Regions from separate parts of the Homo sapiens genome. Here region 1 is linked to region 2. Evidence: chromatin loops called from intact Hi-C (ENCODE). Cell type or tissue: CD4-positive, alpha-beta T cell. All regions are shown on one strand.

The links. Hi-C counts contacts between places; a loop is a spot of excess contacts. Peaks named below come from ENCODE experiments on the same cell type or tissue, not always from the same donor. Only the 100,000 strongest peaks of a DNase experiment are listed, where the experiment ranks them.
Region 1: it touches region 2 in a loop (1.9-fold over the local background); 2 of 110 quality-filtered maps call a loop at or near these places.

The regions. Positions count from the first base shown.
Region 1 is chr3:31,692,533-31,700,532 of GRCh38, reverse strand. All of the region lies in intron 7 of OSBPL10 (oxysterol binding protein like 10), which reads left to right. It overlaps LOC124909360 (a long non-coding RNA gene), which reads left to right. Exons shown (of 2, transcript XR_007095858.1): 1 at 1-459; 2 at 569-2,920. Among named protein-coding and RNA genes, the nearest start is that of OSBPL10-AS1, 7.7 kb to the left of the region's middle. In CD4-positive, alpha-beta T cell, a CTCF peak has its summit at 4,809 (motif pointing right); a DNase peak (open chromatin) is centred at 4,822.
Region 2 is chr3:30,941,766-30,949,765 of GRCh38, reverse strand. No RefSeq gene overlaps it. Among named protein-coding and RNA genes, the nearest start is that of GADL1, 51 kb to the right of the region's middle. In CD4-positive, alpha-beta T cell, no CTCF peak of the experiment used is centred here; no DNase peak of the experiment used is centred here.

The DNA of each region.
Region 1 (8,000 bases), 750 kb before region 2:
TGTACTGGGTAACGATGTAGGATATATTCTCATTGTGGATTTTTTTTTAATGTTTATAAAACTCAGAATCATGAATGATGGAGGAAAGAGATTGTAAGAGAAATTGAAATTGCCAAGGTCAGATATGGAGAAGCAAGAAAATATTGAGGGGACTATATTATGGCAAGCTGAGTGTCTGAGCGACTTCACGTTATTCCTGTCTTGCTCTAAAATAAAGAAATATCACAACTGTGCATTTCATATTTATTATTGTTTTATTAGAATATGATTGTTTTGCATTTCCAGAGCCACAGCCTCTTCTTGAAAGAGCAGACATTGCATTTCTCCCAATACTCAGTTGAGTACCTGAAAGAATAACGTTTCCTGTCTATAGTTTATTAACTTACTTTACTTGGAAGACTCTGTCATTCAAAAACCAAAGGAAGACTTGACAAGCTGAAATACTTGTGAGGGAAAGAGGTAGAACTGTTACTATCCCATGAGATTTCTTGGCTTCTGTTGCCCTGTATTATAAAAAGGTTGATGAAATTTCCTCTCTCCGTACTGTCCCCTTTTCTCTTCTTGGCAGTTGTCCATGTCATTAAATTAAGCCTGTACTAAATAAGCAATGGAAGAACTTAGCCAGAATGGAGTATCTGATGAGCAGGCACCCTGGAGAGAAAATCTTCTTCACCTCAAGGATGAAGGTCTAGTCCCTCTCCAAAAACAAGTACACTTCCGTGTCCCTGAGGATGTGCCAGTGTTGACACATTTGTGAGTCATTACCAGCCCAACTGGGCACATAGTGCTGTATCTTGCGATGGTTCACTGTGGTTACCAGACAGGGCCAGGTTCGTGGATGTTTGACCTGTGAGGTTGCTCAGCACCCCATGCTCAGAAGGGCTCCATGCTTGGTTTAATGCCCTGCTATCACTGTCTTGAAATTCTTAATAATTTTCCAACAAGGGGACTTGTGTTTTCACTTTCCACTGTGCCCCACACAGCATGTAGCTGGTCCTGCCTCTAGAAGCACCCTTGTCTGCCCTCTTTCCTCAGGGTGGCACCATAACCCCAAGTTACTGGTGACTACCTCCACTGGAATAACCCACTGTATTTCCACAAATTGTGGGTAGCCTAGAAAAGAAGAGAGGATGGAGGAACCACAGTGAGGTGGAGGGTCACCGAAGGTCTGGCGTGTTGTGCATGCTGGTGAGTGGCTCCATTGAACCTGGAGTGGACGTTAGGATCAGGTCCTGCAGAGCCTATGGGCCATGTGAAGGGGACAAACTTGATCCTGAGGGCTATGGGAAGCCTTGGAAAGTTTGAGCAAATGAGTAACATCATGTGGTATTCAGGAGATCCTGACATGACTGTTGTGCCAAGTTCCAAGCTCCAAGGAGAAGGGCCCACAAAATGCAATATTGAGCTTGCAGGTGTAGGACCATTTTTACCTAGTTTTCAGGGATATGAAAAGCAACAATTTGTAACGTGTTCACTCATGTAACATGTATTTGTTGAGCACTGCACATGCCAGATACTGTTTTAGACACTGGGATTGCAGCAGAACATTGAGAATCCATGCCCTGATGGGGCCTGAGTGATGATGGAAGGAAACAGACAAGAAACAAGTGAGAGAGAGGGAAGGAGGGAGGGAAAAGAAAAGGAGATGGAGATGAAGTATAATGAAGAGAAATAGAGCATATCAGGGAGGGTAGCTAGTGGTGGGACGGGGGTCCCTCTTAGGTAAACTGGTCAGGGTAGGATTCTACTAGGTAACATTCTAGTGGAGACCAGATTTAAATGAGGGAGCCAGCCATGTGAGCATCTACGGAAGAGTGTTCTGGCCGGAGGGGATGGGGGTGAAAAAGGCCCAAGATGGACCTTGTTTGGCATTTGGGCATGAGGCCAATGTGGTTGGATCAGAGTGAATTGAGTGGGATTGGCAGGAGAGTAAGTTGGTGAGACAGCAGGTTATAGGGCCGTTTAGGATATTGTGAGGGCTCAGGATGTTGTTTTGAGTGATATGGTGGCCATTGGAGGGTTTTGAGCAAGGGAATATGTGGCCTTACTTGTATTTTTGTTTTATTTTTATTTTATATTTTTGAGATGGAGTCTCGCTCTATCACCCAGGCTGGAGTACAATGGTGCCATCTTGGCTTACTGCAACCTCCACCTCCTGGGTTCAAGTGATTCTCCTGCCTCAGCCTCCCAAATAGCTGCGATCACAGGTGCGTGTCACCATGCCCAGCTAATTTTTTGTATTTTAAGTAGAGATGGGGTTTCACCATGTTGCCCAGGCTGGTCTCAAACTCCTGACCTCAAGTGATCCACCTGCCTTGGCCTCCCAAAGTGCTGGTATTACAGACGTGAGCCACCATACCTGCTTAGTTGTATTTTTAAAGGGTAATTTTGACTCTGCTGTGAAAAATAGACTGAGGTGGGGTGACTAGGGTGTGAACAGCAGGGGTCAGGGTAGAAGAGAGAAGGAAGCTGGCCAGGCACCGTGGCTCACGCCTGTAATCCCAGTACTTTGGGAGGCCGAGGTGGGTGGATTACAAGGTTAGGAGTTCGAGACCAGCCTGGCCAACATAGTGAAACCCTGTCTCTACTAAAAATACAAAAAATTAGCTGGGCGTGGTGGTGGGTGCCTGTAATCCCAGCTACTTGGGAGGCTGAGGCAGGAGAATCGCTTGAACTCGGGAGGCGGAGGTTGCAGTGAGCTGAGATCACTCCATTGCACTCCAGCCTGGGTGACAGTGCAAGACTCCATCTCAAAAAAAAAAAGAGGAGGAAGCTACTGTAATAACCTAGGTGAGGTGCTGGTGGCACAGTGCTAGTGGCTGATTCTGGATGTGCATCGAAGATACTGCCAACAGGATTTGCATATGATGTGCAGTATGAGAGAGAGGAATAAAAGATGACTGTAAAGTTTTGGCCTGAACAGCTAGAATAATTATTATTATTAATTGCTATTCGTTTTATTGTTTTTTATTTTTTGTTTTATTGTGTTTTTAAATTTTGTTTTATTCTTTTATTTCTGGCCTGAACAGCTAGAATAATAATTACTAATTGCCATTTGTTTTATTGTTTTATTATTAATTGCCATTTATTATTAGTTGCCATTTGTTTCAATTGTCTATTGCTGGTAACTAACCCCCCCCCAATTTTTTTTATTCATGGTTATGCAATCTGGAATGGGCTTAGCGGGGCAGCTCTTCTGCTGGTCTTGCCTGTTGTTCACTGGTGAGTTGGACTTGGCTGGAACAGCTGGGCTCTTCTTTCTTCATGAAGTCTTAGGACCTTTCCCTCTCCGTGTGTTCTTCCCACATGGTTTCTCCAACTGGGTCGCCCGACTTCTTAAATGGCAGCTCAAGGCTTCTAAGGGGGCAAAAGTGGAAGCCGGTAAGCCTTCCTAAGACTTAGGCCCCAAACTGGCACAAGATCACTTCTATTTTATTGATTAAAGTAAGTCACAGATTCAGGCCAGATTGAAGGAGGATTATGCAAGAGTGTAAATTCCAGGAGGTGTGGTTCATTGGAAGTCATCAGTGTAACAGATTACCACTCCATTTTATGGAGGAGGAGGAGACTAGGGAAGAACACGTTGGAGATGTTGGGGCTATCACAAATCCAGTCTTGGATCTGATTAGGTCTGAGATATCCATCCACTAGGCATTCAAGAGGACATGTAGGCATTTGGATATATACAAATCTGGAGTTCATGAGTGAGGCTCAGGTACAAGTTTGAGAGGAAACAATGTATAGATGGTGGTCAAAGCCGTGAGGCTGGATGAGTTTCTCTAGAGAGTGAGTAGAGACATGGGGAAAAATATCCAATTACAGGGTTCTGGGATATTCCAACATGGAGGGGTCAGGGAGATGGGAAGAATCTAGCAAAGGAGATGAAGAAGGTTCAGCCAGTGAAGTAAGATAGAAGTCAGAGGAGTGTGATGTTGTGGAAGCCACGTGAAGAGAGAGTATCAAGAAGAAAGAATTGATCAACTGTGTTGAATTGCTGCTGATGGGTCAAGAAAGCTGGGGCCTGCAAATGGACCATTGTATTTGGCTTTGCCAAAGTCTGATGGGAGTGCATTCAAGGGAGAATGGGAAAAAATGTGGTATAAAGACGGGGAGTAAAGATAGCTCTTTAAAGGAACTTTGATATAAAAGGGAACAGAAAATTGGGTGGAAACTGTAGGAGTATCTGAAATTAAGGGAGATTTGGTTTCTTAAGATGCTTGAATGCTGATGGGATTAGGAGACAGAAGAAAAAATGCTGCAGGAGAGAGGAAGCAGATGAGTGCAGGAATTTGAGGAGGTGAGAGGGCATGGGATCCAGTGCATGGAAGGGGAGTTGGCCAGAGATAGCATAATGCATCCATTGCAGCAGGGGGGCAGGCAGAGAGAGGGGTGCAGACACCAGAAGATGGCAGGAGACCCTCATGGTTAACCACATGGCTCTGAGCCAGACTGCCTGGGCTGGCATCCCCACTGAGTTCCTATCTATATATTACCTTGCATCTGAGTGCCTCTGTTTTCTCATCTTTAAAAGGAGGTTGATAATTGTACCTTCCTCATAGGGCCGCTCTGTATGTATGCATACTGACGTGTGAAGGATTCAGAGCAGTGCCTGGCACAGAGTGAGTGCTGTGTTTGCTATTATGATTATCAAGTGAACCTTCTCTCTGGACTGCTTCAATTTACCCAGTGAGAAAAGCAGGAAAGTGACCAGCTGAGAGTGATAAAGAGCAAAGGGTTATTAGAGGTTTGAGAAGGGAGGAGAAGACAGGGAACAAGTAGAGAGAGGAAGCAGGTAGGAGGATTGTCACACACCACCAGGGGGCCACTTAAGGTTTTGAGGTTGTGAATTTAAACTAAGAGTCTGCATGTTGTCTCTGTTTCTCCAAGAAAGTTGAGCTGCCAGATTGAGATATACAGAATGTGAGGGGCTGGATTAAACAGAGTTAAGGTTTTCTTGGTTAGTGCCTGGATGGAGGGAGAGAGTGGCAGAGTTGCTTGGCATAGATCAAAGGGAGTTAAGTATAGGGTTGGGCCAGGGACTCTATACTGGGAGTGGAGGGAAGTGAGACCACAAGGGGGTGGTGGACAGTAAAAGGTCAATGGGTCAAAGGTGCTGGTAAGACTAGGGACTGGATGGGGTGAATGGGACATATGGGGCAATAGCAGAGAGAGGGATGCTTGAACTTGAGATTATGGGTGGCAGTTACAGATAATGACAGTGTGCCTGTTTGTAACCCTATGTGGATTTCTCAGAGGATTTAGTCTAAACTCCAGTGTTACAGATATAGAAAAACCTCGAACAGTGTATTTTGAACCCTTTCAGAGAGCACAGCTGGCTTCAGAGAGTAGGTAGAAGGTGGGGGATGCAGACTGTGGCTAAAACTAGTGGATTGAGCTGTGCTCCGGTGGTGAGGTCCCTAACCTAAAGATACCCAATTCATAGCTCATCAATCAAGAACACATGAAACAAGATTCATGCTTTGAGGCCGGGTGGCTTGTGCCTGTAATTCCAGCACTTTGGGAGGTTGAGGTGGGCGGATCACCTGAGGTTGGGAGTTTGAGACCAGCCTGACCAACATGGAAAAACCCTGTCTCTACTAAAAATACAAAATTAGCTGGGCATGGTGGCACATGCCTGTAATCCCAGCTACTTGGGAGGCTGAGGCAGGAGAATCGCTTGAACCTTGGAGGCGGAGGTTGCAGTGAGCCGAGATTGTGCCATTGCACTCCAGTCTGGGCAACAAGAGTGAAAGTCCGTCTCAAAAAAACAAAACAAACAAACAAACAAAAGATTTATGCTTTGAAAGAGCTTGCTGAGATAATTTTCTATGAGTCTTAAAGAATTATTTAAGTTGTTACTAATCAAAGAAAGAAATGACCTTATTTTAGACCTTCTAAATCAGCAACAAAATAGTAGATACATATTTAGTGTATACAGGGTAAAAATGATACCCCAACTCCTTGCTGATGGCATTATAAATTGATTGCATTTTTAGAAAGCATTGACTACGTGTCAAAAATCAGCAATGTTCACTGAAACTTTTTAAAAAATTAAAATAATTTTAAAATTTAATATTGAACAGATACAAAAGAATATAAGATATATGGATAATATAGGGCAGGGGTCAGCAAACCTTTTTTTTTTTTTTTTTTTTTTTTTTTGAGACAGAGTCTTACTCTGTCACCCAGGCTGGAGTGCAGTAGCATGATCTCGGCTAACTTCAACCTCTGCCTCCCGAGTTCAAGTGATTCTCCTGCCTCAGCCTCCTGAGTAACTGGGATTACAGGTGCTCACCATCACGCCTGGCTAATTTTTGTATTTTTAGTAGAGATGAGGTTTCACCATGTTGGCCAGGCTGGTCTTGAACTCCTGACCTCAGGTGATCTGCCTGCCTTGGCCTCCCAAAGTGCTGGGATTACAGGCAAGAGCCTTTGCACCCGGCCAGCAAACATTTTTTGTAAAAGGTCAGACAGGTGGCTTACATCCGTAATCCCAGTGCTTTTGGAGGCTGAAGTGGGAGAATCACTTCAGTCCAGGAGTTTGAGACCAGCCTGAGCAACATAGCAAGACCTTGTCTCTACCAAAACTATTTTAAAATTAGCCAGGTGTGGTAACACACACCTATGTTCCCAGCTACTGGGGAGGCTGAGGCAGGAGGATCACTTAAGCCTAGGAGTTTGAGGCTCTAGTGAGCTATGATCATACCACTGCACTCCAGTCTGGGCAACAGAGCAAGACCTTATCTTAAAAAAATTTTATTTAATTAAATAAAAGACCAGATAACAAGTGTTTTTGGCTTTGCAGACCGTATTGTGTCTACTGCAACCATTCAGCTCTGCCATTTGACCACAAAGGCAGCCGTAGAAAATGCAGAAATGAATGGTTATAGTTTGTTCCAATAAAACTGTTTGTCAAAGCAAGTGAAGATTTGGCCCATGGGTTGTGTTTGTTGACCCCTGGTATATAGAATCACACTACAGCAGACATCATGTTCTCACCACAGGTTTATGGAAAATGACATCATTACCTGTGTACGCTTTAATGGATATATAACATTCTACCACATTGCTGCGTTATTTACTTTCCCAACAAATAGTCTGTGGTTGGCCACGTTGTCTCTTTTTGGCTTCTTGATGTTATAGGTGATGATATAGTGAACATCTTCTTAGGCATACAGCCTTTTTCCTTTGATTGAATTATTTCATTAGGCCCAATTTCTAGCATCAATCACAATATGCAAAGATTAACATTGCTGTGCTTGAGCTTTTTTTTGTAAAAGGGAAATTTTAATGAAAAGGGTCAGAAGGCCAGTGTTTATCCTGGAAATGAACCCCACAAGGCAGAGATATGGACCTCAGGGGTCTCTGGTCTCCCTGATCCTGCTTCCACTTCTCTTGCCAGATCCCTCCAGCTGTTCTTCTCCCTGAATCTGGTTTTCAGTATACTGTCAAGCAAAGCCTGTTATCTCTCCCGAGTGTTTGCCTTTTAATAGAAGAGAGAGTGGAGACCTGGCTTCCCTAAGCTTGTCTGTGTAAATCTGTTTCATGAGGCGACACAGTTATGCGATCTCCATTCTTTCTCCCTTTCTGTCCTGTTGGCAGCAGTTCATCAATCCACACTTCTAGAAAGAGTGACAGTCACAATGGTAGTCTTCAGGCCCCTTGGGGGCGCTGAGCAACCCAGCATGGGCCTTGGCCAAGCAGAATTGATTCTCATTCCAGCTCTCCACTGACGTAGCCATTGTAAATTGCAAAACCTCTCTGGGCAGTTTCCTCATCTGTAAAATGGAATAGTTGTACCTGCTTACAGACATCTAAGAAGATTACATAAGATAATGAGTGTGAAACCCAAGCACTGTGCCCTGGCTTGAGCTCTAAAAACAGTTTAAATCTGAAATATTTCATATATTCTTACAGCAATGTTTTTGTCTTATACAATTGTTTCTCCTTTTTCTCTGAGCAGGTGACTGATTGTTTACAGAAGTGTCAGAGGTGGTCTC
Region 2 (8,000 bases):
ATATGTATACATATGTGTATATATCTATATGTATACATATGTGTATATATATACATATATATATGGCAAAAGCAGGGACAAAGGAAATGAATGGAAGGGTGCATGTCTTCTTGTGACCCATGCTCAGAACCAGCATAGTGTCAATTCCACCACATTCTATTGGTTGAAGCAAGACCTAAGATTCAAAGGCAGATGAAAAACTTTGTCTCTTGATGGGAGAAGCTGCAAGCCACAGTACAAAGAGTACACATATAGGGAAGGATAAAGGATTGTGGTCATTTTTGCAAACAATGTACCATAAATACTTCATGTGTAGTAGTCTTATCTGAGGACAGGGAGTTGGAAGTAGATGCTTTTTATGGTGTCCTACTGCCTTCTACTTACATCTAAATAAATGACCTGTCAGCCAACAAGTGACCATCACTGAGAATAAATAATTTGAGAGTAGAACATTCTGAAATTTAATATGTGCAGAACCAAGGTGAAGAGTTTCCCAAGCTGAGGACTCAAAGCTGCAAATTCTCTCCAAGAGATTCCAGACAAGATTTAGGGGAGAGAGGCAAGACACGTTTCTTTGCATTGATCTTTGAATAATCTTAAGCAAGTCACAAAGACTCCCATATGATTGGTCCCCAGGCAGCCCACATCCCTTTGTGTGTTATTTCCTTCTAACGTAACATGCTTGTCAAAGCAGTGAGGTATTACAGAGAAATGGGCTGTGGAAATGCATGTAAAATAATATTTTATGTTTTGATGCACTGGAAGTCAAAGTGATCATCATACAAACCATTTAATTTTGAAACCAACTCTTGTGAAGCTTGTTTCATTGCTGTTCAAAATTCAATTGCCCTCTCTTTGAAAGTGCTTCTCCACCTAATGCTTTCTCCCTCACTTAGCATATGAGGGCCTTGTTTTGTGGAGGACATGCATTTGTGACCTAAGACAAAACCTCTCCCGGTTGTTGGGGAATTGATTCTGCCTGAGAGCCTCACTATTATAATATTTACCTTACAATAATCTATTTGATGCCTCCCAATTGAGTGCAATAACCATTTTATTATTTGTTGTTTCAATTTAGTGGGAAATTGTGCAAACTACTCCATCAGCTGCTTCTGCTTTTCTTGCTCACCACTTTTCCACCTCCCCCCACCAACTCAAATAAGCAGTCAGATTTCATTATGAGAGTGACTTTCATTTTGCTTCTATAAGGAAATGTCATCACATGTTAATGCATTTGGGTTTTGAGGGTTTTTAAACATCTTTTTATTTGTATAAATTTAAGGGTATAAGTGCAGTTTTGTTGCCTGGGTATATTGCAAAGTGGTGAAGTCTAGGCTTTTCAGTGTAACCATCACTCATATAATTTACATTATACCTATTAAGTAATTTCTCAGCCCTCACCCCACTTCCACCTCTCCCACCCTTCTGAGTCTCCAGTGTCTATTATTCCACACTCCACGTCCATGTGTGATTATTTAGCTTCTACTTATTAGTGAGGATATGTGGTATTTGGCTGAGTTGTTTCACTTAAGATAATGCCCTCCAGCTACATCCACATTGCTGCAAAAGATGTGATTTCATTTTTTATGGCCGAATAGTATTCCATTGTACATTTACACATTTTCTTTATCCATCCAACCATTGATGATCACTTAGTTTTATTTCAAATCTTTGCTGTTGTGGATAGTGCTGCAATAAACCTACAATTACAAGTCTCTTTTTAATATAATTATTTATTTTGGGAAAATACCATTATGGGATTGCTGGATTGAATGGAAGCTCTATATTTAGTTCAATTGTAGAAATCTCCACACTCTTTTCCAGAGGGGTTGTACTAATTTATATTCCCACCAACAGTGTATAAGCATTCACTTGTCTCCACATCCTTGCCAACATCTGTTATTTTTTGACTTTTTAATAATAGCCATTCTGACTGGTGTAAGATGATGTCTCACTGTAGTTTTAATTTGCATTAAATGCCTTTTATTGACCAAAGCTTTAGGTGTCTCTTTAGGATCCACTCTGCTATCTTGTGGGCCTTTCTGGGCATGAAAACATACATCACTTCCTTAGAGAAGCACCATAGTGTAATGGTTATAAGTTTGGCTTTGGTGGGTAACAGCCTGATTTAATACCCTAATATTGCTATTGACAAGCAGTGTGACCTTGGCAAGTTTCTTCATATCTCTATGCTAGTTTCTTTATCTGAAAAGAGGAACAGTATCCACTCATTGGGCGATTGTGGTGATTAATGAGATAATGCATAGAAGATGCTTAGTATGGGGTCTGGTACCTAACAGGGGCTCACTAAGTGTTCATTGTTGTTTGATGTTATTTCTACTGTGGTGGTAGTTATTCCTTCTGTCTCTGAGTGAAGTCACTGGCTAGAACAGAGTCTCAGCCAAAAGCCACCTAAAACCGTGTTCTTGGAGATATCCTAAATGTCAGATGATAAATTTAATTTACTTCAGCTGGTAAAATGTTATAAAATGCCGAAAGAGAGAAAGAATACATTGCCTCCCTTTCACTAATTATTTCTTCTTTCTGCCTTCTTTCCTCTTTCTCCCTCCCATTTTCTCTCCCCAAATCTTTATTAAGGGACTTCCATGCCACACAATGCTAAGCTTTGCTGTATACAGACTAACACAACACAGTCCATGTACTCCAGATGCTCCCAATTCCTAAGATACAAAGAATCAGCCAATACAGTTCAGCACTGCAGCAAGGGCTCAGTGGAGGTCCATCTCCTTAAGTTAATGTTACAGTTGAACATGAAAGATGAATAGAATTTGGACAGATAGCTGGGGTGAAGGATAGGCCTTATGAGGAAGAGAAGACATGGGCAAGGGAGAAGAGAAGAGTATTCTGGGAAGACATAACATCATGGCTTGCTGGAGGCAAAAGCAGGAGGCCAGAAGAGCTTCTTCCATAAAGATACTGTCTTGCTTACACCTCAATGTAGATCAGAGCTGCCCCCAAATCTGTGTCTTGGGGAAACAGACATTCCCCACTTAGAAAAAGCTCCTGCCCATTCCCACACCCCTGTGTGGCTAGGGAGGCAGTCTTAACAGTGGTGGTGATGGGTCATGAAACATGGAACACCAGAAGCAGATCTAGAGAACGGTTGAAGAAACTAAGATGGTGAAGGGGAAGAGCTAAAGGTCAGAAGAGGAACAAGCAGCCCCCAAATGGAGCAGCATCCAAGGGGACAGGCCAAGACTGAGTCCCAAGGCACGGAGACCTAAAGGGGGACAGAAAAACTGGGCAAATCAATACAAAATGCTGCAAAGCATGCAAGCAGGAAGTGGCCCATAGCAACTTTGGGGAAAAATGTCACTTTCTGCACAGGCTTGCTTGGGAATTTAAAGCCTTTAACAAGGGGCAAAGTGCAATGCATGGTCAAGGGCAAGTAGTTAAGAAAAAAGTGCTTTTAACATGAAAACCCCTTGAGGCTTTTTTAACCTATCATGAAACATAGGAAGTATCCAATTAATATTGGGGAATAAAGGAAGGAACTGATTAATCAAATTACTAAAGATCTGAAAGATTTCATTTTGTGTCTACATGAGATACAATGAAAGACAGTGAAGAGACTTTTTTGATCTACCTGCCAGCACATAACAGTAATGTAATATCAGGCAAATCATTTCATATCTTTGAGCCTCAGTTTCCTTACCTCTACAACAGGGATGATGGTGTGGGCCTTGCAGAGCTTTCTGGGAATTAAATGTGTTGTTTGTAAAGTGCCAAGCACTAGGCAGTTACTCCAAAAGTGACAGCTCTGGTTTTTTCATATTAACCATACAAAAAGTCAGAGCTGTCACTCTTAGAGTTGGCAACTGTTTTGTCTCAAATTGAAAGCCATTTAAAGAGTGGAAGAACAACTTTAAAAAAAAAAAAAAGACTTAAAAGGCATGGCCTAAATATCTTTCTTTTAAAAAAAAAACTTTCTTTAAAGAACTCACACATTGAGAGGACTAGCAATTTTTTAAGATTTCATCATTCTGCATTGCTTAGTCATTATATTAGTTAGAGCCCCCATCAGGAGACAGAACAAGGAAAGACCAGTATAAAAAATTATTAACACAGGAATGGAGTAACAGGGAATTGTCTAAGAGGAGGGAAAAAAGAACTCATAAAGACACCCTAGGGCTGAGAATGGGTACCCAGGGAAGAAACAAACTTGAGGGGGGGATGTTCTTTCCACAACTGGATGCCAGGGTGTGGTTTAAGTCCACTCAATGGTAGAGAATGCACTGTGTTGTCGCTGTCCAAACACAGTGGGATGAGGCTGAGGCTGGTAGGCAGAGAACCATCTGCTAGGATGCCAAAGACATTCACCAGGAAGCTGCTGAGGAGGGCAAAATGTGGAAGTCATTAACTTCCTGGAAAGCCAACAGGTAGATTTTCTAGAAAATTTCCTGGAAGCTGCCTGTGTGTGTGGTGGGATACTTTTGAGTCATCAGAAAATGCCCAGGAAATGAGCCAGGTGCCTGTGGAACTCATTAGCTGCCCTTGGGAGTGCACTAAACTCCAGCGTGAACAGGTGACTCTTGCTGTTAGCTGTGGGGCCATAGTCACAAAACGTCAGCCACTCTGCAGGAACTCAACTAGGACCACAAGAGGAGCACACCAGAACCAGGAGGAGAAATCCCCTTCCTTTTCCTGTGTCCCTCCAGTGTCCTCTACTGAAAAGTTTATTGTGTTGGCTGTCAAAGGAAAAATATCTATGAGGCGCCCCCTCCCTTATCACAGAGCATGCAAAGGGGTGAATTTGGAGCTGAGAGGTATATCCATGACTGGCACAGTCACATGGTAGGATGGAAGGGGAAAGAGAGAATTCAGCACCATTTTTTTTTTCTTCTTGGCAAAGGATGGTTTTATAGAAGATAATATGTATATCTTCCCACATCTCCAAATACCTCAGAAACTGCTTATACAATTTCTATAACCTGAATAATTCTTTTGAAATGATAAAATTAAAAATACTAGTACCGAGCACAACTACAAGTTGCTTGGACAATATTTTATTATTTATACAATTTTATCTCTGGTTTATGGATGTTAGAAAAACTGCATTTCAGAAAATGATTGCAATTGAATTTTTAGACTTCATGAACTGTAACAAAAAATTACTTTCAAGGCCCAACATTCAAATTTTTAAAAAAGTAATATAAAAAACCTCAAAAGCTATTTTAATGCGACAACACACCTTCAAAAACTTGTTTGGTTTAGATCAGTCTCTTCAGTCACACAAATATTTATTACCTAATTGTCTTAAAATTGATTCCCCAGAAGTGTGCAAGTGATTTATTAAGAAAATGTTCTCAGTGAAGACCAATAATGGAGTAAAGAAGCAGGACAGGGAGGGGAGGAAGCCAAGCAGAAGTGGGTAATCTAAGGCAAAGTTCCACAGAGGGGAGCTGTAGCCTGATCCCTCAGGGAGCTGGGGGTTACAAGCCACACCTCAGAGTTGTTGCTTCCTGAGGCAAGGAATCTGGGGCTTTTATACTCCTGTAGCCACTTCGGGAGGCTTTTTTAAAAAGTTTTTTTTTTTTTTTTTTTTTTTTTTTTTAGCATTTCCAGCTCTCTAATCAGGCCGAGTGGACTCCAGTGGGTAGAAAAGGAGTCCTCAGAAACAAAACTGTTGGAGACGAAAGCACGTCAATGTCAGAGTAGGGATGGAAATGTGCACATACGAAATAATCAATAAATAAGTGCTAAGAAGAGATGTGAAGGGATCTGAGCAGAATGGTGGTTATTCTCTCCACTATTTTATTTTTATTCTCCATTTCTTCCTAACTAGCCATAGTGTAAAATGATCTACCTTGGGAGCTGAGGGGCTTGATAAGGACTTTTTTTAAGAGATAGGTTCTTCCTCTGTTGCCCAGGCTGGAGTGCTGTAGTGTGATAATAGCTTACTGCAGCCTGTAACTTCTGGACTTAAGTGATTCTCCCACCTCAGCCTCCCAGGTAGCTGGGACTACAGGCATGCACCACCATGCAAGACTTTTAAATTCAATCCAATATAGGGAAATTCATACAAATGTGGTAAATAATAGGTTATTTACAATATACAAATGTATATTGTATATTTGTATATTTACAATATACAAACGTAAATAATAAGAGATTGAGGTCTACCTTATGTCATGATTTCAAATCAATAACACATGGTGGAATTGATTTTTTTAATGGGTGAGGAAATTGGATATTTTTGAAGGTAACTTGAGGGTAGTTATAAAAATTTGGGGTAACCAACGTGAGGAATGAGAAAAGATGCTGACCAATAGTACAGCTACATAGTACAACTTTAATTCATGTAATGACGTGCAGCATGACAGTCTGCTTAATCAGTCATGAGTAAACGGGTTGAAAGGCAACACAGACAAGCTGACACTGAATATTAAAAGTATTTTGGGACAGGCACAGTGGGTCACGTCTGTAATCCTGGCACTTTGGGAGGCTGAGGTAGGTGGATTACTTGAGGCCAAGGGTTCGAGACCAGACTGGCCAACGTGGTGAAACCCTATCTCTGCTAAAAATATGTGGTGTGGTGGCACATGCCTGTAATCCCAGCTAGTTGGGAGTCCGAGGCACAAGAATTGCTTGAACCCAGGAGGTGGAGGTTGCAGTGAGCTGAAATCATGCCATTGTACACCAGCCTGGGTGACAGAGTGAGACTCAAAAATAAAAAAATAAAAAATAAATAAAAATTTAAAAAGTATTTTTTAGGGTGCATGGTGGCTCACATCTATAATCCCAGCATTTTGGGAGGCTGAGGCAAGAGAATTGCTTGAGCCCAGAAGTTCTAGACTAACCTGGGTAACACAGAGATACCACATCTGTCAAAAAAAAAAAAAAAAAAAAAAAAGCCAGGAGTTGGTGGGACATGCCTGTAGTCCTAGCTACTTTGGAGGCTGAGATGAGAGGATCATTTGAGCCCAGGAGGTTGAGGCAGCAACAAGCCATGATTACACCACTGCACTCTAGCCTGAACAACAGGGCAAGTCCCTGTCTCAGAAAAGAAAAAAGAAAAAAAAGGTTTTAGTGGCACTAAGGTCTATATTTGGAAACATTTACTCCAGCAGAGCTCAGGTGTAAAAGTAGACTGGTTGGATTCATTGGCTATAGAAAATTTTCAAGTATAGTACAGTAAAAAGACAAAGGATCAAAAAGTTTAACATTTTAGAAGAAATGGATTATGGAGTCAAGCGGAATGGTAAGAAAGTGGTGGAGAGATAGAGGCAGAATGAGGAAAATGGCAGATAGGAGACAGGACTAACATGCAGCTCCCACTTGGATGGACAGAACAGCATGTGGAGACTCACATTGTGAACTTTTGCTACAAGAACCACTGTAGGAACATACTACGAAAACCGAAATAATTCACAGATGCTTTGAAAGAAGTGGCTTGCTGCTGTAGATGCTGCGACACAGCTGAAAAACTGAGCTCTCAAAGTGTGAGAAGGGGAAAATGTCTGCCTCCAAACATACATCCTCACTGGGGAACCTGAAAATCCAGATCATAGGAGAAAGATTTAACCTTACCTAGAATTGAAATGGATTTATGGAGTTAAGCAAAATATAAAAGTAGAGGAAGCTGTGGGAAGAGCCCTGTAGGCACTCCCAGTCCCCAGCGTGAACCCAGGGAAGGTATTCCTGGCCTTTTTTTTTACAGAGGTCCTTGGGGAAGGGAAGGCAGCCAGTGGAACTGGGGAGGGACCACAGTGTGAAGGAAGCTCCTAGCTGAGCTGTGTAATAATATTGACTGAACACAAATTTTCCTAAACATCATCCCGGGGGTGAATGGGAAGTACAGATACAAGCACAGAAGCTGCAGCCAAAAGTGAGAGGAGGCAGGGAGGGGTAAGATCCGAGAGCCCTGCTTGCTTTATCAGGGGGAAGCTTGTAGCCTAGGGTAATATTTCAGCCCTGCTCACTGCCTGCCTGGATATAAACTAAATGCTGTTGTGGGGGCATAGTGGGAATAAGACTGG